Regions from separate parts of the Mus musculus genome. Here regions 2 and 3 are each linked to region 1. A link is a loop called in an ENCODE intact Hi-C map of the cell type or tissue named here. Cell type or tissue: left cerebral cortex. All regions are shown on one strand.

Region 1 (8,000 bases):
CAAGCCTGGTACTCTTTCCTTCAGGTTTTAAAAGAAGAAAGTCAAGTGCCTAAGGCAGTTGACACACTAAGCCTGCACGATTACAAAGCCCACCATGGACAGCCCTTAGATTCTCACAGGCAAATGCTGAGAACGAAGGTGACACACTGACCTGAGGACATTGGATGAGGTGTCACGAGGGAGACGAGGCTTCAGTGTGACGTTAAAGAAAATAAGTAAATAGGAAGGGGCTGGATGGTCTAAATACCAAGTTATATAAACCTTGTATGGAGGTCAGAAGGCAAGAATAACAGGCATGATCAAGGAGACAAGAATCAAGGGTGTGCGCCGAGTTTCAGTGTGGGCACGGATCTCAAGTAAAGTGTTTAAATTTCAAATATATTCGCATTAACATACAAACGTGTCTTTGTCCATACAGTGCTCAACTCAATAATGCCAGCTCTGATTTGTAACAAAAGACTTAGAGACCAGTGAAAATGAAATGTGTTTTATAATGCTATTGTAAGCATTAAGGGTAGAAATTAAGTTATAGTCTAAATTAGTAAATCTTACTTTATTCATAAAAACAAAAGCCCCAAGGAGATGTCTTGATTTATAACTGCTCGGATTGATCCATAAGTCTGGGATCTGTGCCACAGCTGGTGCATATAGGATATGCAATAGGATGAAGTCTGAGCGGGGAAATGGCTGGAAAGAATCCACTAAGGAGGCGGCGGTGGCGACAGACCCTGTCCCCCGGCTGCATGTATTCTGCTGCAGCAAAGAACTGTGGATGCCAGGGACCAGAAAACCAGTCACGACGAAGTCTCAGTCACGACGAAGTCTCGGTATCCAGCTCTCATAAGGTTTTATCCCAGATGCGATGAATGGGCTTCCCGATCTTCGCGCTAATGATGCTCGATCACCCACTTCCTCCATCTTGGTGTGCCCACCCCTCCTCTATCCCAGCTGCCTCTCTCACCTCTGTCCACCAACGCTACTTCCAACATTGCTCTTTTTGAACGTGGGAAGACATGGACTCATCTGATCTGACTCCAGTGTGAGCATTCATTCCGTAGGAAGGAACAACCAAAGACCGCTTGTGTTTAGGACACAGTACGCAGTAAGTTCTCAGAAGACACAGGTTCAAAGAAGGAACGGCCATGAGACGGTTCAGCAGCTCAAGGCTCTCGGTGCAAACCGGATCCCAGGAAGCCTCGTGGTGAGAGGAGAGACCCGACTCCTACAAGCTGTCCTCTGACCTCGCACATATACCCCAGCGTGCACATGCATAAATATATTCAATATCTTCCTCCATACAGTTTAAGGAATATTTTTAAAATAATTAAAACAAGGCACAACAACCTATTGCTCAGAAAGAATTCTCTCCATCAAGGATATTACAATATAATCATTGTGTTCAAGTAAAATAAATTTCTGTAGCATTTAAATTTTCTAAAGAAATGTGTATATTTACAATAAAATCTCTGTAAAAGATATATACAGTAGAGTTAATGCATATAAATATTTCATAGAAAAGAAAATTTAATGAATGAATCCATAAAAATTATTATAATTGATTGACTTGCCAACCGTAACTTAAGAGCTTGGGTGATGTTAGTCATTTCTTTTTTTTTTTTTCCAAAATGGATACAGGAATAAAATAAATTAGGAGAGTGCCTGAAATCACGCAAAGAACAGTCTATTATCATTTGTGTACAAGAACAGAAGGGATAATGCCCACCTGCATTTCAAAGTGAGTCAAACTCATTAGTTTTAATGCCCCGCAATCTGAGGCCAAAACTTTGGGCATGCCCAGTAACTGCGCCAGTCAGAGAATTGCCATGGTCAGATACTAAGACTGGAAAGGGTCCACCAAGGAGGTGGCAAATCAACCTTGCTTGCTTCTGCTGCCGCAAAGAATGGTGGGTAGCACGGGACCCAAAAAAAAAAAAAAAAAAAACTGTCACGGATGAAATCTCTGTATCCAGCTCTTACAAGGAAGTTTTCTTGCTGAATTAGCAGTTTTACAGAGATCTGAATCTCTCCCAGTAAGACGAAAAAAGAAAAAAAGTACTTTTCACTGTGAGCCTAATAGATTTTTTTTCTTGCTTTAAAAGAACAGGAATGGAAGATGCCACCCAGTCAGAGAGCAGCTAATGTTCTGACGCTTAAGCCCCGCACAGCCAGGCAATGTGGGCGGGCGGTTTGGAGTCGGGCTGACTCAGGGCTTCTCTCCTCCAGCTTCTCTCCTCCGTACGACCATCATAGGAGAGTCACAAAACTCTTCAGCGGTCTCATCTACAAATGCTACCAATAAAACCGACCCTACGGTACTGCTACGACGACGTTTAGTGACTCGGTTCAAAAATGGTTTAGTCCTACTCTGTGCCACAGTGCGTGGCAGCAGCAAGGATGGTCTACATACATGCACACGTTCACAGGCACCACGGGCTCGCTCTCTCCACTCCTCACACGTTACCTGTCCTCACTCAGTACGGTCCTCCCAGAGCTCTGCTCGCCCGCCCTGGAAGTACTAGAATCTAATCACCGTCACCGGAAACGCGCTAATGAGAAAGGGTCGGGGGAGAGGATGGTCTGTCAACTCAAACGCCCCATGGTGGTAAAATAGGATCTTGGGAACAAAACTGAGCTGAAACTATTCAAGGCCAAAGCGGAGATCCATGGTGTGAGCGCTGAGCAGCAGGAACCGGGAACTGACTGTGGTTGCAGCTCTCGGCAACACTGGCTCCCTGTGTTATGTCTGCTAACACCCAGGCCAACAGTAGTTTAAAAAGAAAAAGAAAAACACACACACATAAATGCTTACCATGTTCTTTTTCTGTATAAAGTATTGTGGAGATAGTCCGTTTGTCCTCATCTAGAATATTCCATAACACAAATGTAACTAGGAGGGCAGTGGGAGGCAGAGGCAGGCGGATTTCTGAGTTCGAGGCCAGCCTGGTCTACAGAGTGATTTCCAGGACAGCCAGGGCTACACAGAGAAACCCTGTCTCAAAAAATCAAAAATAAATAAATAAATAAATAAATAAAATGTAACTCTTAGAGAAATAAAGCCACAGAAAGGTTAAATACTCAATTTTGAAGAGAAACTTTTTCCACCTCTATGATAGAGCAAGAACCTAGAAACACAATTCTATTCTTGGGCTAATTTCTAAGCCATGTCATATAGACTTAATGTGGTTTAACAAAAATACTGCTTTGAAAATCCATATACCAAAGGCCCAGAACTTGTAAATCGGGCAACAGCGAGACGATTGCACTCTCTGCAGACAGGTCAACCGTGTAGCCGCGATTCTAGACACCAGCTACCATTTTCACGCAACCTAATTTAACCGGCTGAGGGACTGCTCTGATCCAAGAAAGCCTTCCAACAAAGTAAAAGCTTGACGACACTGACACCTAGTGGCCATACAGGAACTGCAACCAGACTCTGCCTGAAAAGGATGGCCAGCCACTGCGACGGTGTGGTCTACAGGATGCACGGACTATATCCTTGTGAAGACTGAGTGTGGACAGTACCGATCCTACAAGCAATCTTACAAAGGTTTGATTTGTCTCCGGGATTATCTTGGGACTCTCCAAGCAAGCCAAGAGGCATGCACTTGTTAAGAATCCTTCCCTTTAACCTTGCACATTTATTTAACAAGGTTTTACTCATCTTCAAAGATCAAAAAGCAAAGCTGGAGGTCAAACGCTATTGTTGAAAACAGGTGAGTCTCTGTCCTCACTTTGCAGGTTCATCTAGACGCTTTTCCTGGTCTTTGGGTGGTTTTTTATTCCCCCTTGGTTATACCCTACCAAATACAAAAGCCATGTGGCCAGGCCGTCCTAGAAGCTCTTTGTGCTGCTAAGACGTCATTACCAAAGGGTAGTTAGACCTTCACAGAACCGCAGGAATCTCCTTTTAAAGGAATAAAAGGACGTGTGCAGAAACCCCTAAAGTACCCATCTAAAAGCCAGGGCCGCACTGTACACTGTAGGTAGCGAGATGAACACGGGGCGATCGACACAAGCTATTTCTGCCCCAATCATTAGAAGGTAAGTTTCTCGACCTGTCTGCACCTCCTACAGGAGGGACAGCGGGAAGCCTGAATTGCTCTTATTTTCCTACCTGCTGGCGTTTGAAGGCCAAATAATCCAGGCTTTCCAGCTCCTTCCCGAGCTTCTGGTAGGTTCTCTGGAGGTCGGACTTGTTGGAAACATTTTTGAGAGACTCGAATGTTCTTTGGAACTGAAAACGAAAAGAAAAGCAGATGATAATGGTGACATGTTTTCTTCAAATTCCCCACTAAGATGACAGAGTCAACAGTGTGCTTCAGTTTTACCCACCGTAACTCAGAGACAACAAATGCTAATTATCTTTCAATGGACTAATTAGGGGTGATCATAAAGAGATAGAGACTGTATGTGTGTAGCACCGATATGCATGAGTAAGAGGTTCTGTCCACCCTCATCCTATCAAGAAGAGCATATGTCATTCAGAATAAAAGAATTCTCATGCTTTAGGGTACCCCCCAAAATGAGATTTAATGTATAACTTTAAGTCTAACAATAAGTCTAATATTATAACATTCTTAGGGCTGGAGAGAGGTTTCAGTCAGTAAAGACTATGCTACGGAAGCTTGAGAACCTGAGTCTGAATCCCGACAGTACACGGAAAAGCTGGGTGTGGCTGTTCATATCTGCAATCCCAACACTGGGGAAGCAACCACCCAAGATCCATGGCCAGCCAGGCTAGCCAAGGAGCGAGCTTCACCACCACTTCACTAAGCCAGCGGAATCCCTTGTCACATTCAAAATCTCTGTCCTTATAGCCACAGATAAGGGTGGTTCCCACCCCTCATCACATCTCTTTACAGCAGATGGAGATCATTACAGAAAGCCACAGCCAATCCAAGTGCAGACAACTGTGTCTCAGGCTCAGAGATCAGTGGGGTAGGGGGAAGACGGCAAGAGCCAGGGGAACCGTGTGCTGTGAGATTCTGACTCCTAGAAGTGTCAGAGAAGCCACACCCATAAAGCCTCACTAACATGGCTGCCTAGGCATGAACTGAAAAAGGAAGACACCGATAGACGGGAGTTAACGTGAAAGGAGGGAAACTCAGGGGGCCTCAACCCTAGAAAACCACAGGAAGCTCCTTAGTTGCTGAAGTCTTCCTCGGGGAGAGCACACCGTGTGTGTGTGTGTGTGTGTGTGTGTGTGTGTGTGTGTGTGTAACAACAAAGAAAAAGAGGCCATTAATTTGGATGAGAGCAAGAGGAAGAGGTACACGGGAAGGATTGGAGAGGAGAAGGGAAGTGAGTAAATAATGTAATTATAATTTTTAACTAAATGAGCTTAAATTTTTTAAATACAGTGGAGAGTGACTTAGGAATGCATCTGATGTTGCCCTCTGGTCTCTGCATCCATGTGCAAAAAGGTCCATGCCAAGAGAGAGACAGAGGGAGACAGACAGAGAGACAGATAGACAGACAGATGGAGGGAGGGAAGCAGAGAGAGGGGAGGGAGAGAGAGAGAAAAGTGGGGCTGGGAGAGGACAAAAGAGAGAGTAGGGCAGTAAATATCACCAACTATATTATACACATGCATGAAAATATCACAGTAAGATCCATTGTCAATATATGCTAACAAAGGCATTCTCAATCAAGTTTTCACATGCCAATCATGGAAACCAACAAATGTATGAAAAGTTAGCTGCTCCCGCATGCCCATGGCATGGCATGAGATGTACCTTGTGTCTGCAGAGGATCCGCAAAGAGCAGGTCACTCAGAGAGGAAGATCTCTCAGAGCTTGCGTTTTTGAGGAGGGAAGAGTACTTCCAGGTTAGTGACCAAAGCAGGTTAGTAACGGATGAGTTACAAGATCGAGGAGTCAGATTGCTCCTGTCCCTTCTCCAGCGGATAGAGAGGTGATAGATTGCAGCAGGTCACAGAATACTTCCCGCCACTGACAGGTAAGTAAAGGGAACTCACAAGAAATTGAAGCCATGGTTTGTTTCCGTGAATTCGAGCATACTTTGTCAGTGGCTGAGCGTGTCACCCGATATGACTGTCACTTGCTCTTTTATTTCATGGATCTCATCTTGTGGTGTCACCTAGATTCGTGTCTATGGATAGAGATGTCACCGTTTAAGCACACCAGAATCCCACTACAGCTGTGACTCCATGAGACAGGCCAATAAGATTTTATGGGGTATAATTAAGTTCCCAGGGATGGTTTGATCCTCGGTGTATCAAGCACTACAGCATGAGCCATGAAAGAATGGCGCTCTCCTGGGTTACATCCTCCATTTTGTGAAGGCACCATGTTTATTTCAATCCAATGTGAAGAGATAAGTGAGATGCAAATTAAGTTCAACAAATACCACTTAGCAGTTCCTCTCATCCAAATGCTATGAATAGGCCTGGAGAGATGGCTCAGCGGTTAAGAGCACTGACTGCTCTTCCAAAGGTCCTGAGTTCAAATCCCAGCAACCACATGGTGGATCCATAATGAGATCTGACGACCTCTTCTGATGTGTCTGAAGACAGCTACAGTGTACTTACATATAATAATACATCTTTGGGCCAGAGCAAACGGGGCTGGAGGGAGCAGAGGTCCTGAGTTCCATTCCCAGCAACCACATGGCTCACAACCATCTGTACAGCTATAGTGTACTCATTTACATAAAAATAAATAAATAAATCTTTTTTTTAATGTTATGAATATAAAACATATTTTCTTCCCTCGGTGTGATTCCTTGGCTCAGGGAATGTCACTATTAGAAGGTGTGGCCCTGTTGGAGTAGGTATGTCACTGTGGGTGAGGGCTTTAAGACTCTCATCCTAGCTGCCTGGAAGCCAGTCTTCTGCTAGTGGCCTTCAGATGAAGATATAGAACTCTCAGCTCTGCCTGCACCATGCCTGCCTGGACACTGCGATGTTCCCGCCTTGATGATAATGGGCTGAACCTCTGAACCTGTAAGCCAGCCCAATTAAATGTTGTCCTTTATAAGACTTGCCTTGGTCATGGTGTCTCTTCTCAGCAATGGAAACCCTAAGACACTGGGGGAACTTAAAGATTACAGGCGGAAATAGTCATGGAAGCCAGAAATGGGAAGGGCATTGACATTCATCAAGTATGTGTTCAGCCCCAGGTACTTTATGCCTTCCAGCTGAAGTCTCACATCAGTAACAGGAGGTCCTGGTACATTCCCAGTCTCAAGCGCGTAAACTGGGCCTCAGAAAGCTTGGCTGAGCAGGGCCTTCACACCAATGTCTGAGATCTTTCTTTAGAACGTGGAGTGCAAACAAGAGGAAAGAGTAGGGTACGGCAAATATTTGAAAGCTCACTGAGAGTGACTGAAGGAGTTACATAAAATAGAAGACATGAAGAAGCCTGAGTTGGACCACAGAGGACATGAAACTTCAGAGTTCTGGGAGCGAGCCAACTCTACTCATCTGTTTATATGCCTTATTTTTTCTAATTTATGGTTATTATTTACATAATATTTCGATTTACTGTATTTACTTTGTAATGTTTTCTAGCTATTTTCTGTGTGTGTGTGTCTGTGTGTGTGTGTGTCTGTGTGTGTATCTGTGTGTGTGTGTGTGTGTGTGTGTCTGTGTGTCTGTGTGTGTGTGTATCTGTGTATGTGTCTGTGTGTCTGTGTGTGTGTGTATATATCTGTGTCTGTCTCTGTGTGTGTCTGTGTGTCTGTGTGTGTGTATCTGTGTATGTGTATGTGTGTGTGTGTGTGTGTCTGTGTATGTGTGTGTGTGTGTGTGTGTATCTGTGTGTGTGTCTGTGTATATCTGTGTGTGTGTGTGTGTGTGTGTGTGTGTGTGTGTCTACATGTGAAATGACACCCATGGAGAAGTCGGAAGATGATACATGACAGTTAGCTCTCTCCTTCAGCTATGTGGGCCTCAGAGATGGAATGTAGGTTGTCAAGCTTGGAAGCAAACACCTTTGCCCACTAAGCCATCCCACCAGCCCCCTCTCACCAGTCCCTTC
Region 2 (8,000 bases), 460 kb before region 1:
ATTGAGTAGACCTCATGCTGACTGTTCTCACCATACTTTGTAAATACAAAATGAAGAAAGATATTTTTTGTATGTGAGCACACTGTTGCTCTTGGTCTTCAAGACACACCAGAAGAGGGCATCAGATCCTATTACAGATGGTTGTGAGCCACCATGTGGGTACTGGGAATTAAACTCAGGACCTCTGGAAGAGCAGTCAGTGCTCTTAACCACTGAGCCATCTCTCTAGCTGTACTCTTTTTCCATACAGTACACCCTGGACACAGTTTCCCCTGCCTTTATCCCTCCCAGTTCACAATTAAGAAATGTGGGATTTAAAGGAGGTGAATGCCTTTAATCCAGCACTTAGGAGGCAAATAGGTGAATCTCTCTGAGTTTGAAGCCAACCTGGGATATATATCAAGTGCCAGGACAACCAGAGCTACATGGATGCTACCTCAAAAAAAAAAAAAAAAGTGACAAATGTGAAATTTGTGAAGTTCTCATGAATAAATTTTCTAAACTTGTCATGCTATTTCATAAAAGATCTCTTTATTTTTCTGGTTGTTTGAAAACTGTCTCATATAAGCTATTTCCTGTGAAGCTCAGTATAGCATTAAAACTACCATCAAATTCTTCAGTTTCACATGAGATTGAATTATAAGCATGTATTTACCCAGAGATTTTTTAATAGAGTATCATTATTCTTTGACTATTTTATGAATGTCAGTAATACATTTTGAGCATAGGCACCACAACTCTCTCTCCCCAGGAATACCCAACACTCCCCCACGCCTCCCTCCATGTCTCTCTCCTTACCAATGGAACTTACTGTTGAGATTTTTTTTCACACAAAGACACTGTATTTACATCATTAATAACCCCCCTTCCGTGGATTCATGACCTCTTCCTCTGTAATTATTGTTTCAGAGAGAGAGAGAGAGAGAGAGAGAGAGAGAGAGAGAGAGAGTTCATTTAGTGTTGTTTTTATGTCCATTGATTTAGAACTAACCAGGAATCTCTTTGCTGGAGGAAACAGATTTTCTCCTACCTCAATAGCTACTGTACTTGTACCTGTACTTCATCAACTAAATATGACAGAGGTAGAGAGATGGCTTACTGGGTAAGAGTGTTTATCACGCAAGCAAAAGGTTATGGGTTTGGGTCCCATTTCCCAACAACAACAACAAAAACAACAAAAAGGCATAGCTGCACTGGACTCTGAAACTCCAGAGCTATGGAATGGGGATGTGGGACCAGAGACAGAAGATCCCTAAGGCTTGTTGGTTACTAGCCTAGACTCAGGTTCAATGAGAAACCCTAACTCAAGTAAGGTGCAGAGGGGTAGAGTATCACACCTAACAAAAATCCCGTGTTAAGTAAGCATCCGATTAGACACATATTTCTTAAATAGCACTTTTACAATTGAACACTGAAATTTTTAAAAACATATTTACTGATCGAACCATGAAAAGAGAGCATGAAGTTACACCTCGGTAGTAGAATTTGTTTCCACCGGAGGTTTGGAAAGGCTTAAGAGATCAGAATGTGTGTCCTTGTGAGTTGTTGCATGAGTAAGCATTTCACATCTGAACCAGGAAGGCCGACATAAATTACAGGTGAAGGTCAGGATTGGCTGAGCTATTATGGTCAACAGTCTTCCTGTCCCCTCTAGCAAGGAAGACAATAGCTAATTTCATGGCCACTATAGTTCCTGTCTGTTTCTAACAAGTGGGTAAGACAACCAGAACAACAGTTGCATGCCGCCAACCTCGGGGGTGAGGAAATGATTTCTGTCTGCCCACTCTGTTAGTAGCAAGTCACATGGAGAAACCTCTTCCTGGCTCCCATGGAGGAAAGGGAACCCCAGCGTTGTGACAGCTGTCATGGACCCTTGCTGTTTCCCAGAGCTGGCGTCGGAATTGAATGAGAATAAAGCCTATCGGGGCCATCCTACCCACCTGTGACTGAATGAGCCAAATAAATAGCAAAGAGACAGATGGTCCCACCACCGTTAATGAGAACCTCAGAAGCCCACGATTCCGTGGAAAGGGAAATGTTGCCACGTTGGTGTTCACTACAAAGGTGTACCAACAGAACTCTCCAACAGTTTACCTTCAAATGACAACTGTTGTATCTCATGGCGGCCCATTCTCAGAGGGCAGCTTGGGCTCCAGGGGGGTTCCAGACAGCCTTGCATTTTTAACAGCCTTGCTTTGCAGCCGCTCCTTGAACATTGGAATGTACTTCTCAAAATTGATTTCAAGCATCCCTAGTTTTTCTAGCGATACGTTCCGCAGTCGATATAGTGAGTCCCAAAGATGAATCACTATGGTGAATCACATCTATAGGTAGGTGTTTTCTTTCTACCTTCATTTGTATCTCTAATTTCCAATCTGATGAGATTCCCCCCTGCTACAACCCTGCATCTGCTCACCCAGGCACATACTTCATGGATCTGAGTCCTTTTGAATTGCCATTGACCGTATGAATTACGCTCCCTGGCTCCCATTTCTATCTTTTTTTGGCAGCTTGACCTCAATTCCTTTCTTCTCCTCATTTATAGCATAGCTATGCCGCAATTCTGGCCAACTTCCATAGCATAACATTTTCTTCCGGCTGTAGCTAAATTGAACCCTGCAGCTGTTTTAATATGGCATCGGTGGTTAATTTTTGGTACAATGTTGCACATCCTAAAGTGACAGTAATGTCCAGTGCTGGTGCAATATTATGCAAGATTTAAGATAGATGAAAAACATTCAGCTCAGTAAAAAACTGCTGTACCGTGTGTGTGCGGCATGAGCTGCAATAAACAGGGCCCCGTGTGGAGAAATTCCAAGAGCCTCCAGCCACCTAGGCAGTAAGAACACTATTGATCACTCCCGGATGCAGTGTTCTGTAATTCTTACCACTTTCTTGCTCCTGAAGTGGCTACCATCAAAAGAACAAAAAGAAGATGAAATCCACGTGAATATGAGTAAAGTTGTCTATTGGTCTCGGCAATGTGTTCCTAGATGCTGTGATTGCTCTTGGTCACTTTTGACAGTTTGAGAACAGCTCCTTCTATCTTAAGTGAGGGGCCAAGGGGGCTGCATGCACAGTGCTTTAAATAGACAGGAACCCATCGAGAAAGAATAAACCCTTCAATGTTCTGGGGATACACTTCTCTTCCATGATCCCTGAGAAAATAGCTGGATGCAAAGTCACAGAGCCCAGCTCAGTTTATATACGAGTCACCTCCGTTTTTAAGGGTAATGCACGAACATAATTTAGCAGGGGTTGGCAAAGAAACATAAAATATTGTCTTGGGGATGAAAGAGTTAGGCTCTGAATTTTAAAAGGACAAAATAGGAAAATAAAGGTTCACCTTGTGAGGTTATAGGGGAAAAAAAGCAGAATGAGAGAGATCGATGAGAAGATGGGACAGATGGAATAAGACAGGCTGAGGGAAGAAGGAAAAGGTGAGAGAAGGAGGAGGGAGCACATAGATTAAAATGTCAAGTGATTGGTGTAAATGGAGGCTTGCGGCCCCGGGAAGCTGTTCTGAGGTCGTCAGGGACCATGAGGAAGAGGCTGAAGTCCTTCAGCTGACCTGAATGGGAACAGAGACAGAGGGAAAGCATAAGACCCCAGGGAGACGATGCAAGCTACGTCTCAAACAGCCTGTCTGCAGAGGACTGGAGCCTTCCAGCTCCGACTGCGCCCTTGGCTCAGGCAGTGCTAAAGGAAGTGCGCTAATGAGAACAAGGACCTGGTGCCTGGAGCAGCCAACTGCAGAGTTCACCAGTCAGGCCCGGCTTTTTCATTCCATGAATCAATTACAACATGTTATATTGATTTCGCCAGGCCAGCATGACTTAAAAAGTTAATGAGCAAAATATTTTTTTATTATTTTTCAAGACGCTGCAGTGTCTATGGGATCAGCACACTCTGCAGTAAGATAGATACTCTGGCCGCCTCAGACTCCTTTCCAATCCAAGCACCTTCTGAGATCCTCATCTCTGTACTAGACAAGAGTCTGGACCTGGCGGGGTACCCTGGCACATCATGCCAATGAGATCTCTTCCTGGTGACTGAACCAGAGGCGTCCCCGGCTAATGTAGCTGTGTTTAGGCTCCAGTGGGTTTTGTACAGGCCCTTCCAGATGGAAGCAGAGGAAGAGGGGAGGGAGACAGGGTGCGTGGCAGAGCTGCATATGTGAGGGTGGTTCGTGATGAGTGTGCTATAGCTCTCTTCTGAGCTGCAGTTAACATTCATTTCAGACAGTCCCAATAAGCAAGAAAATGCTAAGGGCTCTGTTCTGCAAACCAGGCTCTGGCCCAAAGCAGAAACAACAGCAAAGCATCGCAAGTAGTGGAGCGCATGGGTCGGTGAGCATGACCTACAGCAAGTAATTCTGAGCTTCTGCTTTTCAGGGGAGACCGCAAAGGGGGAAATAGGCGTGAGGGCTTAATAGAGAGTAGTGATGAAGTGCAGATTACATTTTAAATTAGAAATGTCCATAGCAGCATAATGTATGGAAACAATAATGGACCCCTGTATTGGCTGACTTACCGGGTTTAAGCGATGGGACAGATGACTCCATATCAGGATAAGTAGATGGAAGTGATTAACTTCTTGTCTCTGAAAACTCTAGAAAAATACTACGACTGTACCTATAGAATCTCTCTATTTGTTTGCTTGTGGTTGTGTTGTTGTTTGATTGATTGATTGATTGATTGAGATTGAGTTTTCCCATCAAAAATACAGGACCCTTCACTAGACACCACTAAATATGAGCAATTTTTACCTTTGTGTTCCGTAGCTTATCCCATAACTGTCTTGGGCACATCAAGAAAGTGTGTCACTTCCCTTCCTTCAAACACCCTCTGGATTGACTCTTGGACTGGGTTTTAATTAGCTTTCCTTTATTGATAGGCACACATTCCCTGCACATGCCTGAGAATGCTAAATGAATGTTTTCTGTCTCTCTTGGTCCTCTCAAGAAGTAATTTGGAAGCAGAACCTATGCCCTCTAGAGAAACTTGATTTCAGTTCCCTAAGGACAAAATGTATAATGGGAACAGAGGTGCTCTTTGCACATTCCACCTCCCCTGGTGCCCCTGCTCATTCTGGACCAGTCCATCCGACAGGCAGCCCAGGATACACACATCCAGGAACAAGAACTCCTCAGAGGCTGCAATGTTTTCCTATAAACGGATATGAGAAACAGGGTTAAATGATCTTTGAATGATCCATCAGGAAATAGAGTGAGGTGAAGGAAGCAGATAAAAGAGATCCTGGTACTTGAAGCCCCAAAGTGTGTGCCAGCAGCAAAGGCTGTGAAGGAGAAGCAACTCCAGTCATAGTCAACAAACAAACAGCCTTAGGGACACCATGGTGAAACCCAGGGAAAATAACTCCAATAGATCTGAATTGCCTAAAGAAGTAAAAGAGTTATCTCACTACTCTTGAACACACAGCTGCTTAAGATATAAACAGAAGCAAAGCGTAGCATGATTTAATGTATACCTTACTGATTTCTACTTCATACCCCTTTGCTTGCTAATAAGCTAATATTTACTCTTTAAGTGTTTCTGGTAAAACAATGAAAAGTCTGACAGTAAACTCGCCCTGCTAAAATTTTACTGTGAATGTTGACTTCCTGAGGGAAAAAAAAAGACATTTATCACGCACAGCTGTACAATAATAAAGATGAAATTAATAGTGAACACCTGGGTGTTTCTTGCGAGCTAGGATCCATGCAGCATCTCTGAATGCATTACATCCTCTGCTTCTTACAGAAGTCCTATGGTAGACATTGTTGTACCTTGTTTCACAGATGACAGTGACGAAACTCAGATAGGTTTTCTATCTCGCTAGTGCTACCTACTCCATAGTGGCTTTGTCTCAACTCTTTTCACTGGAGACTGTGTCCTTAAGCACTCATCCCATCATCAGACATTCACTTCACAGGTAAAACATGCCAGGCATTAACCCAGATGCCATGGACCACCGAGCCCACTTTCTACATCAAGGCCAAGTATTTACCAGACGTGAACATATTCTCCGGAACAGCATTCTTTTCAGAATGTGATGTCACTAATCACTGGTTTAGAGAACCCGGGAAGGAACACAGCCAGCTTGGCAGAGGGGGCTCCATGGATAGAAAATAGCATTTGGAATGTGCGAAGAAAACAAACCGAAGCAAAGAATGAAAGGCAGGGGAGCAACAAGCTGAGGAGCTGCTTTCTACTTGTGGGAAAGGGGCAGTGAAAATTAACCAAACATAAAGATAGAAAGAAAAGTAATTACAGGAGATGTTGAGAGATCAACACACACACACACACACATACAAGCATATACACACACACATATACAAACATATACACACACAAACACACACATACACACACACATATACACACACTAACACACACATACACACACAAACATACACACACACATATACAAACGTATACACACACGAACACACACATATACACACATGAACACACACATACACACACACATATACACACACGAACACACACATACATACACACACACACATATGTATACACACATCACATCACATCTAATGAAAATAGATTTAAAAATTAAACTGATATGCATTCTAGATTTCCAAACTACTTCTCACAAAGTTGATGGTTCATTTTAAAAATCACCAGGGTGAGCAGCAGAGATAGCTTATAGGGGTCTTGTCCTATTAATTATTTTCATCTTTTCCGCCTATTCCCTTGTTAAGCCACTTCAATGACTCAAGCAAATGTGCTACAAATAGAGGAAAATGAAAACGTAAATAATTTATTTTTAGCAATGTTCTCTGTGCTTCTCCAAGAATTTACAAATAGGGTTAGGAAAGACAACAACTCACGCCATGTTACTTTTACTCATCTATTTCTCTTGTCTCCTTTGTAAAGCACCACAAAGATGTTAGTTGGGAGGACACTCACATAAGCTTGTGTCTAATCTTCACTTCCTACAGCCTCTCCTAGTCCACTCCCCTTGGACAGAAAGAAGTCTTATTGTATAAACACATAGAGACCGTCTCTCTCTGGGCTTCTTTATCTCAAGTGTGTCCCTGGTTTGGACATTTCTTCCTTGAGTATTTCACTCAGGTATGCCTTCTTCAAAGCTCATATTATCTATTAGTTCATCAGAGGCACCTTTCTTAACCATCTTTATCCATTTTGGGTGCACAGGAAATAAATGATTGACCACTGGAGGGAAGTATTGCTGAAGGGTTGTAGCCATCATCATCATAAAAGTTACAGAAGTCACATGGTACTCTGTTACCACAGGGCCAAAGAGTAATCAGACTTCCCAAAGATGAGAGAATAAGGAGACAGAAGCTCCTCAAGCTCGGAGCATGGACAAACGGACTCTCCAACAGAAACAAACCTTTCTTTAAAGAAAAGCACCCCAGTAAGTGGGGGATATGGCTGGGCGAAATCCAGGGTCAGATATTCCCAGTCTCAACCTTTCCAGGTTCTCAGCCCATCTGTAGATTGATTTCCATGGTGAAGCACAACCAGCGAGCAGATGATTAGTGTGTTTGATAACATGCTGCATAGGTGTCAGTCTTCTGAAAAGTAATCAAGATGGAGAAGGTGGGACAAAGTGGATCGACATACCGGACCGTAGGGCACACATCCCAGTCTGTTTCCTTTGTCACTCCCAGCCTCATCACCCTTGGGTCCTTTCAAGGCTCTTACAACTCTCATGATTTCTTTTTAATTTGTATATCTGTGTCATTAATGGCGAGATCTGGATTTGCCTGTACTGTTCATTAGCATGTCTCCAAGGCCCAATCAATGTCTGCATACATTAGGTCCTTAATAAGCACTTAACGAATTAATTAGGTAAGAAGACTTCTATCAATTAAGAAGATTACTTAAAAAGACCTACTCATCCTTGAGTAAACACTCTGTACTTTACAGAGGAATGGTGTGGAATGATATTCCGTTTCATATAATAAGGATTTTATAATTTTTTCAGTCAAGTGGTAGTTCAACTTT
Region 3 (8,000 bases), 310 kb before region 1:
CTGCCTTGTACACACAGAGTTGAGGATTGAGCCCAGAGTGGCATGCATAAAAGACAACTTATTAACTCAGCTACATTCTCAGTATCCCTCAATATCACATTTGAAGGGTAACTTTGTAAAGATTTATTTTCTTTTTAGGTATGTATCTGTTCATGAATATGTGCACATGAGTGCAGGTGCCTACAGAGACCACAAGGGGTCATCAGATGCCTCAGAGGAGGAGTTACAGGTGATTGTGAGCTTCCCAAAGCAGGTGCTGGGAACTGAACTCAGGACCCCTGCCAGAGCAGTTTATCCTATTAAACCAAAAACCACCTCCCCAGAGCACTCGTGAGTAATTTTAACTCTCCTTGGGTTGTCCTTTATGTTGAGAACTAATTACAAATACAATTCATCTTTTCTTATAGACTCATTACATTAGGCAGTGCCTCTGACAATCAATAAAAACAAAACTTTCGGGGGGAAGATAATTAGCAAAAGACCATACACTTTCTAATCTTCTTATGCACTTTTAAAGAGTGTTTTCTTGACAGAGTCAACGCTGAAGAATTGCAGACATGACTACAGAATGAAAAGTAGACAAATAGATTAAAGCCACCTGTAATAAATAGAAGTTATGATTACAATTCAAGTTTCACATCAAGGAAACTCATGCCAGTAGTTCTTCCAATGTAGCTTAGCAATGACATTAACTTATGCTAACCACATTCTACCCTGAAAGAATGTGGTGACTAACTAATCCTGGGCCAGACTTCCTGCCAGATCCATCTACTCTGAGACAGATCCACATCCACACATAAAAGGGTTAACAAAGAGACATGCTGGCATGTGCTGAACGCTTCAGCCAAACAGGTAATTCTACAGAATCAGGTCTTGAAAACCAAGTGAACAGAGACGCTGTCGGGCATCATTCGGAGGGTCCTGGGTTTGAGCTCTGTTATTGTTTCACTCAGAGCTAAGATGTCTAGTAAAATTCTCCCCTGGACTTTTCCAGTCCACTTGATACTATTATAGCATGTCTTTTATGCCATACAATTCAAGCCAGTCAACACTTAAAAAAAAAAAATCCCTTTATTTGTTTACTTTCTCCTGAGTTAATGAACCACTGTTTTCCCTCCCTCTCTTGTGGAGTGTTTTAGATATTCGTGTTTATGCTTTAATTTGTTATAAATACCTTCTAGGTATCCTCTCTGGATGATGTGTAGGTTTATGCTGCATGCTTACTGCTAATAAAAAAAATGCTCTGAACATAAATAACACAAGAGGTTCTGAAGCTTGCACAGAACTCAGGAGAGAGCAGCCTGTACCCACAGTCATTCGTGTACAAAACAATGGGCACTTCCCTCCCATGGGTTAAGGCCCGTGTCCTAATGAAGACCCACATCTTCATTTCCAGTTCTGGAACCAGAGCCAAGACCTGCTGAGGTGCTGGCTGAAGGTGAAGGAAATACAGAATGGGTAGTAGAGGAAGGTAGTTATAAATACCAATTAAGGCCACGTAACCAGTTGCAGAAACGAGGATTATAAAGTAATATGAATGCTCCATTGTAAATTTACAAATGCGTTTGCGATTGTACGAGGGATAGTTATATCATGTTAGGTGTATTCACACCCTTGTTATTGTTTCATGTGAACATGAGATATTATTTGTGTCAAGTTGACAAGGTGTGGATTGTAGTGGCTATTCCTGGTTGTCAACTTGACTATATTTGGAATGAACTACAATCCAGAATTGGAAGGCTCACCAGTGACTCTTATCTGGAGGCTTGGAGATCCTTATCTGGATCTTGGTATGGAGATCTTGAGCCATAGTGGCTATGGATTCCAGAAGATTGAATCTCCGAGTTTAAGGAACACACCTTTAATCTGGGTTATGCCTTTCATCTGGAAACATCTATTGCTTCTAGGGAAAGATTACCCAGCCTGTCAAGGATGTCTGATCCTCTGCAGCCGTAGTAACCAGACTACACATTGTGCCCCAGTGTCTGAGTGACAACAGTTAGAATACACATATCCGTATCACCATGGGGAGTACTGATCGTCCTGACCAGGCACAGCTTCTATCAAGATCAGCTCAAGTCTTTTCCTTCTCTTCTAAGAACCTACTTAATTCCCACTCCATTTATCTTATGTGTTTGAAAATAAGCACATGGTATGCCCTCTGACTTGCAACCATCCCCAGCACAGTGAAGGATTTGCATTGAAGAATTATTTCTTTTCATTCTGCCCACAATGAAGACTATGGTCAGAAGTGTGTGTGTGTGTGTGTGTGTGTGTGTGTGTGTGTGTGTTTGTGTTTACATCCAGATATACACTTGTATAACCTGTAGTTACATACATAGTTATATCAAAAGAGCTTAGTGTGGACCAGTCATACTCACTACCCACACCAGCACTACATGCTTTTTCCTATGTCCTCCTCACAAATTACATAAAGCACTGCTCAAACTCTAAACGGAAGTCGTTTGACTCCTCATTATTAACCCCCATTTATTCCTCAAATTTTCTGAAATCGAGATTTAACCTTGTGATGTTTGCTTTATGCATCAATTTGACTAGTGACAGTGTACCAAGATGTCCCACCAAACGCTATTCTAGTTATCTCCACGAGGGTGCTGCTGGATAACATAACCATCTGGATTGGTGTGTTGACTAATGCAGAACACCCTCCCTAACATGAGTGTGGTCATTCAGCTGAATGCCTCAGGAGGACAATGAGGCTGAAGGCCTCAGGAGGACAATGGGGCTAAGTTTTCAACAAATTAGAAGAGATATTTCTGCCTAATCGCTTTGAAGGGATATTTCCTGCCTGATGAACTGAGCTTGCTGTTTGTGTTCATGTTTTGTTTTGTTTCCTACCTCAGCATCAAACTAAAACACCTGCTCTCTGGGTTTGTATGGGCAGATTGTTGGAAATGAAACTACTCCCTTGGTTGCCCTGTCTCTCAGGCCTTCAGACTCAGGCTGAGACCAAGCTATCGGCTTTCCTGGGTCTTCAACTTCCCCATCCTATGTAACCGCTTTTATATTAATACTTATAATTATATTTATATTTGACATTTGGAAAATTAGCCTATAAGTTAACACACACACTTAGAGCACACGATAACAAAACCTCTTCAGCTTTTCAGTCACTTCCCCAGAGTGAGTTTGAGTCAACCTCACATCTCACTCTGATTACTGAAACATGTTCTGGTTGGTCTTTCACAACCAGTTCTGGTTCCATCCTAATTCTCCTATGGGTCCTGTATGCAGGAATATAAGAACCGTGGGGCTGACCTGAGAAAGTTTCAAGGGAAATCAACCAGAGGGCTTCTCCCAACACACTACGCAATGATCTTGGTGAGGTCTATTTTCATCTGTGATACATATAGCAGGCTTTGAGTTTTGCATAGATGCCTCACCATATGGATTAGCCTTAAATAACTGGCAGAGAAGGAATTGGTTTTAAAAAATCTGTATAGTACTCTCAAGATGGAGAAAACACACTGATATATGCTTAACATTTACGTCAGATGAAGAAAAAAAGGGTGATTCACGGGGAAATATATTCCTTTTCCCAAGTCAATCTCTACAGAAAGCTGTTCTGTTCTTACCTTCCAAGGCAATTCATTTCCCGGCTGCGTCTTCCAACTGGAGAACAATAACTCAGAATGCTTTGACTCCTTCCCATTCCTTAGACTCACCCGAAAAGATTTCTCCAGGTTAATAAAACTAATAACCATTTCAAACTTATCCACCACCGGGCCATGCATGCTGTACTGTCAAAGCCAAGTGTTAGCCCCACAAAAACATTCCCCTCCTTTTTCTTTCGCAGCTTAACCCCCTTGGCATTTTTCAACAACCAAAGGCTTAACTTCTTTAAATTTTCCTTTAGTACTAACTTGGAAAAAGGTTGGCTGTTAAGTCAGAAAAAAAAATCAATATTCTGTATGTAATGCTTAAGTCAAAAAGATGTCCACCATACAAATAAATGCATGCTCTGAGCAGAAAGTGATTTTTCATAGATAAATACATGTTTAGGGGGGAAATAGGATTCTTGAACAGAATACCACTTAAGCATGTAAGGATTTTAAAATGTTTTAAGGTGTGTGGTTGTGTGTGTGGATGTGTGGATGTGTGTGTGTGGATGTGTGTGTGGATGTGTGTGTGTGTGTCTATATGCACATGTGTTTGCTGATGTGCACTGAGGCCAGAAAGGAACATCAGAGATACAGAGCTGAAGTTATAGGTGGTTATGAGCCACCTTTTAAGGGTGCTAAGAATCAAACTCTGGCCCTCTGCAAAATGAGCAAGCACTCAACTGCTGGACTATCCCTCTAGCATCACTACTGCACCTTCTTTTCTTTTCAATATCTACTTTCTCATTTACATTTTTTTTCGTGCAATATATTTAGATCCTGTTTCCCCTTCCCCAGCTCCTCCCACATCTCCCCCTCCCCGGCCCACCCAGTTTCATGTTCTCGCTCTCGTTGCTTTTCTCCTCTCTCTTTCTCTCTCCTCTCTTTGCGCTCCCCCTCCCCAAAACAAATAAAACAAAAGTACATTTGCCAGTGTGCACACACGTGAGCAGGCAAGGCGTTCAAGATTGCAAATGCTTCCAGCAATTACTTTTCTTTTTTTTAAGTAAAAAATACAACTGTTCTTTTGCTACACGTAGTCAAAGATTTTTCCCTTCCTTTTCTAAACACAGAACATTGGAACACTAACACACATTAAAATTGAATGATTGTGAAAAAATAAATAAACACAAAAACTTAAAATGTCTGTTTTCATTTAAAAATCACCTGACCATTCTGATCACATTGGTTATAAAAGACTGTAAAGATGGGAGGCTTGGTCTTCATGTGAGAGCTCTAAGCTGTAGGAGCAGGGCTGCCTCTGACTGTTGGGGGATGGGGAGGGGAGAGGGGAGGGGAGAAGGAGGGACTGGGAGAAGAGGAGGGAGGGAAAGCTGCAATCTGGGTGTTAATTAATTGATTAACAAAAAGAATTAAAAGACTGTAAGTAGGAGGATGGGAAAGCATTGTGAAAATTAACTGTCTCCTCACTTAATACCCTTTGATAAAAAGCACTCTGTCTTCTTTGGATGCTCAACCACTCTGTGAGAGAAGCGACTCTAACATCTTGTATGTTTGTGGAGATTTCCACACAGCACTTTCATACATACTTTGCCACATCAGTAGCTTATAATTTAGAAAAAAAAGTAACTTTTTCCAATGAAGCCATTTTCATTCAATAAGAAAATTAAATGAGACATGTTTGTCATTCCAAATGCCTTAGAACATTAACCATTTGGTTTCAATTGTTGACACTGTTTCAATTTGACTTACCCTGATTTAGGTTTCAAAGCCTCTCAACTCTAGAGATGGTTTGATAAGGTATTTGGTTAATTGTCTTTAGTCACCTAGAGACAATCAGAAACTCTAATACTATAATTTATTAACCATGCATCCTGGTTTTCATCTGTGCTGCTCTGCTAGAATCAACTTCAGGAAGGACTGGGTTCATTTGTCTTACACGTGTAGTCCATCATGGTGGGAAGTCAGGGCAGGAACTCAAAGTGGGAACCTGGAGGCTGGAACTGAAGCAAAAGCCATGGAGAAGTGTTGTTTATTGATTTGTTACTCATGGTTTATCCAGCCTGCTTTCTTATACACTCCAGGACCACTTGCCCCATCAATCATCCATCAAAACAATGTAGCATAGGCATGGCTACAAGTCAGTTTGAATCCCTCAGATTAGGCATTAAATTGACAAAAACTAACCAGTACAACATGAGAGAGAGAGAGAGAGAGAGAGAGAGAGAGAGAGAAAGAGGGAGAGAGAGAGAGTGGGTCAAAAGCTGTGGCTCAAATAAAATACAACCTACAATTAAATATCAAATTACCAAGGATTTTTCTCCATAGTTATGAAAGAAGTTCAAAATAGACACAAAAAGGAGAGCTGAACCCTCAGTGTCATGGAGATAAGAACTTTCAGAATTAGGAGTTTACAATGAGCAGAGACTCCTTGTGCAGACAACAAATTTTATGATCCATGAAGTTAGATCATTTCTTGATTCTTCACCTCATTGTGGTCTGAGATTTGAACTCATGTAATATATGAGCAAGGTATCAGCTTTAAATGCACATAAGCATGCATGTGCACATAAACATATACACAACTATTAAATGGTGATGAGGATCAGGTAGCATCCTTCAGCATCAACTCTTGGCTGGTGGCATCAGAGAGCTTTGTCTGGTACTGCATAATCGTAACTACTAGGGGATGCTGCCTATAATTCCAGATATCGGCCTGAAATCCCAGAGGCCTGAAATTCAGAAGGTCATTTGGGCCTCAGATGTTTGTATTTCAACAAGCAAACCACGTGAGCCTAGAACTTCTGGTCTTCAAGGTTTTGGATGCTAGCATCTCTGCTGATCAGAACTTCTTACTATGCCTGGATCTCTTGGACTTTCTGGCATTTAAAAACTACCTTTTAAATACAAGCTTTGTTATTTCCAAAACATGTTTTTAAATCCTTCATTTTCTAAGATGATTATGACTTTGGTCTGCCATGTAATCTCTCATATCCCCTCTTAGCAATGGAGCGGCCATGACCTTCACCCACACTTTATTCTCTCTGGCAATCCTCAAAAGTAAAAGAAATCAGTGGATTTCTATGGGGCAGAAAGACCATGCTTCTCTTTAGAAGTGGTGAAAGACTGAATGGCAAAAACATATTTCCATGTCTCCTCGTTAAAGGGCTTACAACTCAGCCCTTTACTATCACATGAACCATCTCTGGCCCTAGGGAAGCAGAGATGAAGATGCACAGAACCAGTTTTACAGAGACCTGAATCTGTAGGGAAAGCAATCAGGTGCCCTAGATTATTAAACCTCGAAGCAAGCCTTCGAAGATGCATTAATATGCTCTCTCAGAACAAGAGCCTTACACCCTGAGTAGTCGTTCCCCATCCATCGGAGGGCATCCAAGCTCTTTATCTTAGTTGATGAGGCTCTGTATGACTAAACCCACTTTTAAGGTTGACAATAAAAAGGCTTCACTGTGAGGGAACTTAGAAGACATAGCCTCCACTTCTAATGATTCAAAAGTTGCTGTGGCTGACACTACACGGGCAAGGTCTGTCTATGGAGAGATGGTGGACAAACTCACTGAAGGACCAATCCAAGAGAAAGGAATTAGGGATTTCCGAACACAATTCCAAATGTTTAAGATTAAACATTCCAGAATATCCAAAAGCTCAGACAAGAGTAACAAGGTCAAAGATGTGATTCGAATGCTAAAGCCCTCAGAACTGGTCTGTTCAATACATGTGTGGCTTCTGTTGGAAGCTTTTAAGGACTAATCTGTGTTAGCATGAGTGTGTTTAATACAGACAAGGGAAGTAACATGGAATGCAGCCCTGTCATGTGAGCTTAAAGTGTGGGCTGGTTTGGAGCCCCTACCCAACAGAAGAAGACGCGGGCCTGGGGGTTTAACCTCCAAGAGAGCAGTCAATGGAATCGGTTGTGATGATAAATACCAGATACCATCCCTTTCTTCTAACTGAATCTTACTCACTCTTGACATAGTGGCCCATCTGGGAAAGTAAGTAATTCCCAAAGACAGAGAATTAAATAAAGCATGGGACAAGGATAGGATAGGGTCAGCAGAAATGCTTGAACATCAGATTATCTACAAATTAAAGAAACAACTTTTTGTTTTTATTTTCTAGTTGCACTTCCACTACTGAGAACATCTCTAATCAGAACTCTGAAAGCTCTGTTCTCCTGTACCATCTCTCTGTATGCTTTCTTTTGCACGAAATAATCTCAAAGGCCTTTTCTGACACAATAGAGATGGCTATGCTGGCCATGTCACTGTCACTAGAGGGAAGGACTCATAGCAATTTACACTCTAAGACAAAAGGATTATGCTGGCTTCCAGCTCTGTAGAGTTCATTGCATGGCCGGATGGTTTCAAGGCTCTAGGGTTCCCATAAGGCAGCACATGA

Evidence for each region. Hi-C counts contacts between places; a loop is a spot of excess contacts. Peaks named below come from ENCODE experiments on the same cell type or tissue, not always from the same donor. Only the 100,000 strongest peaks of a DNase experiment are listed, where the experiment ranks them.
Region 2: it touches region 1 in a loop (3-fold over the local background); 2 of 42 quality-filtered maps call a loop at or near these places.
Region 3: it touches region 1 in a loop (2.2-fold over the local background); 4 of 42 quality-filtered maps call a loop at or near these places.

Annotation. Positions count from the first base shown.
Region 1 is chr10:63,578,178-63,586,177 of GRCm38, reverse strand. It overlaps Ctnna3 (catenin (cadherin associated protein), alpha 3), which reads right to left. Exons shown (of 18, transcript NM_001164376.1): 5 at 4,115-4,234. Among named protein-coding and RNA genes, the nearest start is that of Ctnna3, 120 kb to the right of the region's middle. In left cerebral cortex, a CTCF peak has its summit at 3,401 (motif pointing left); DNase peaks (open chromatin) are centred at 747, 942, 2,184 and 3,392; H3K4me3 peaks cover 276 bases.
Region 2 is chr10:64,036,019-64,044,018 of GRCm38, reverse strand. The region is part of intron 7 of Ctnna3 (catenin (cadherin associated protein), alpha 3); the gene reads right to left. The region is part of intron 2 of Lrrtm3 (leucine rich repeat transmembrane neuronal 3); the gene reads left to right. Among named protein-coding and RNA genes, the nearest start is that of Lrrtm3, 50 kb to the left of the region's middle. In left cerebral cortex, no CTCF peak of the experiment used is centred here; DNase peaks (open chromatin) are centred at 2,514, 3,688, 4,119, 6,039 and 1 more place; H3K27ac peaks cover 3,044 bases.
Region 3 is chr10:63,890,232-63,898,231 of GRCm38, reverse strand. All of the region lies in intron 7 of Ctnna3 (catenin (cadherin associated protein), alpha 3), which reads right to left. Among named protein-coding and RNA genes, the nearest start is that of Gm30644, 76 kb to the right of the region's middle. In left cerebral cortex, no CTCF peak of the experiment used is centred here; a DNase peak (open chromatin) is centred at 3,450.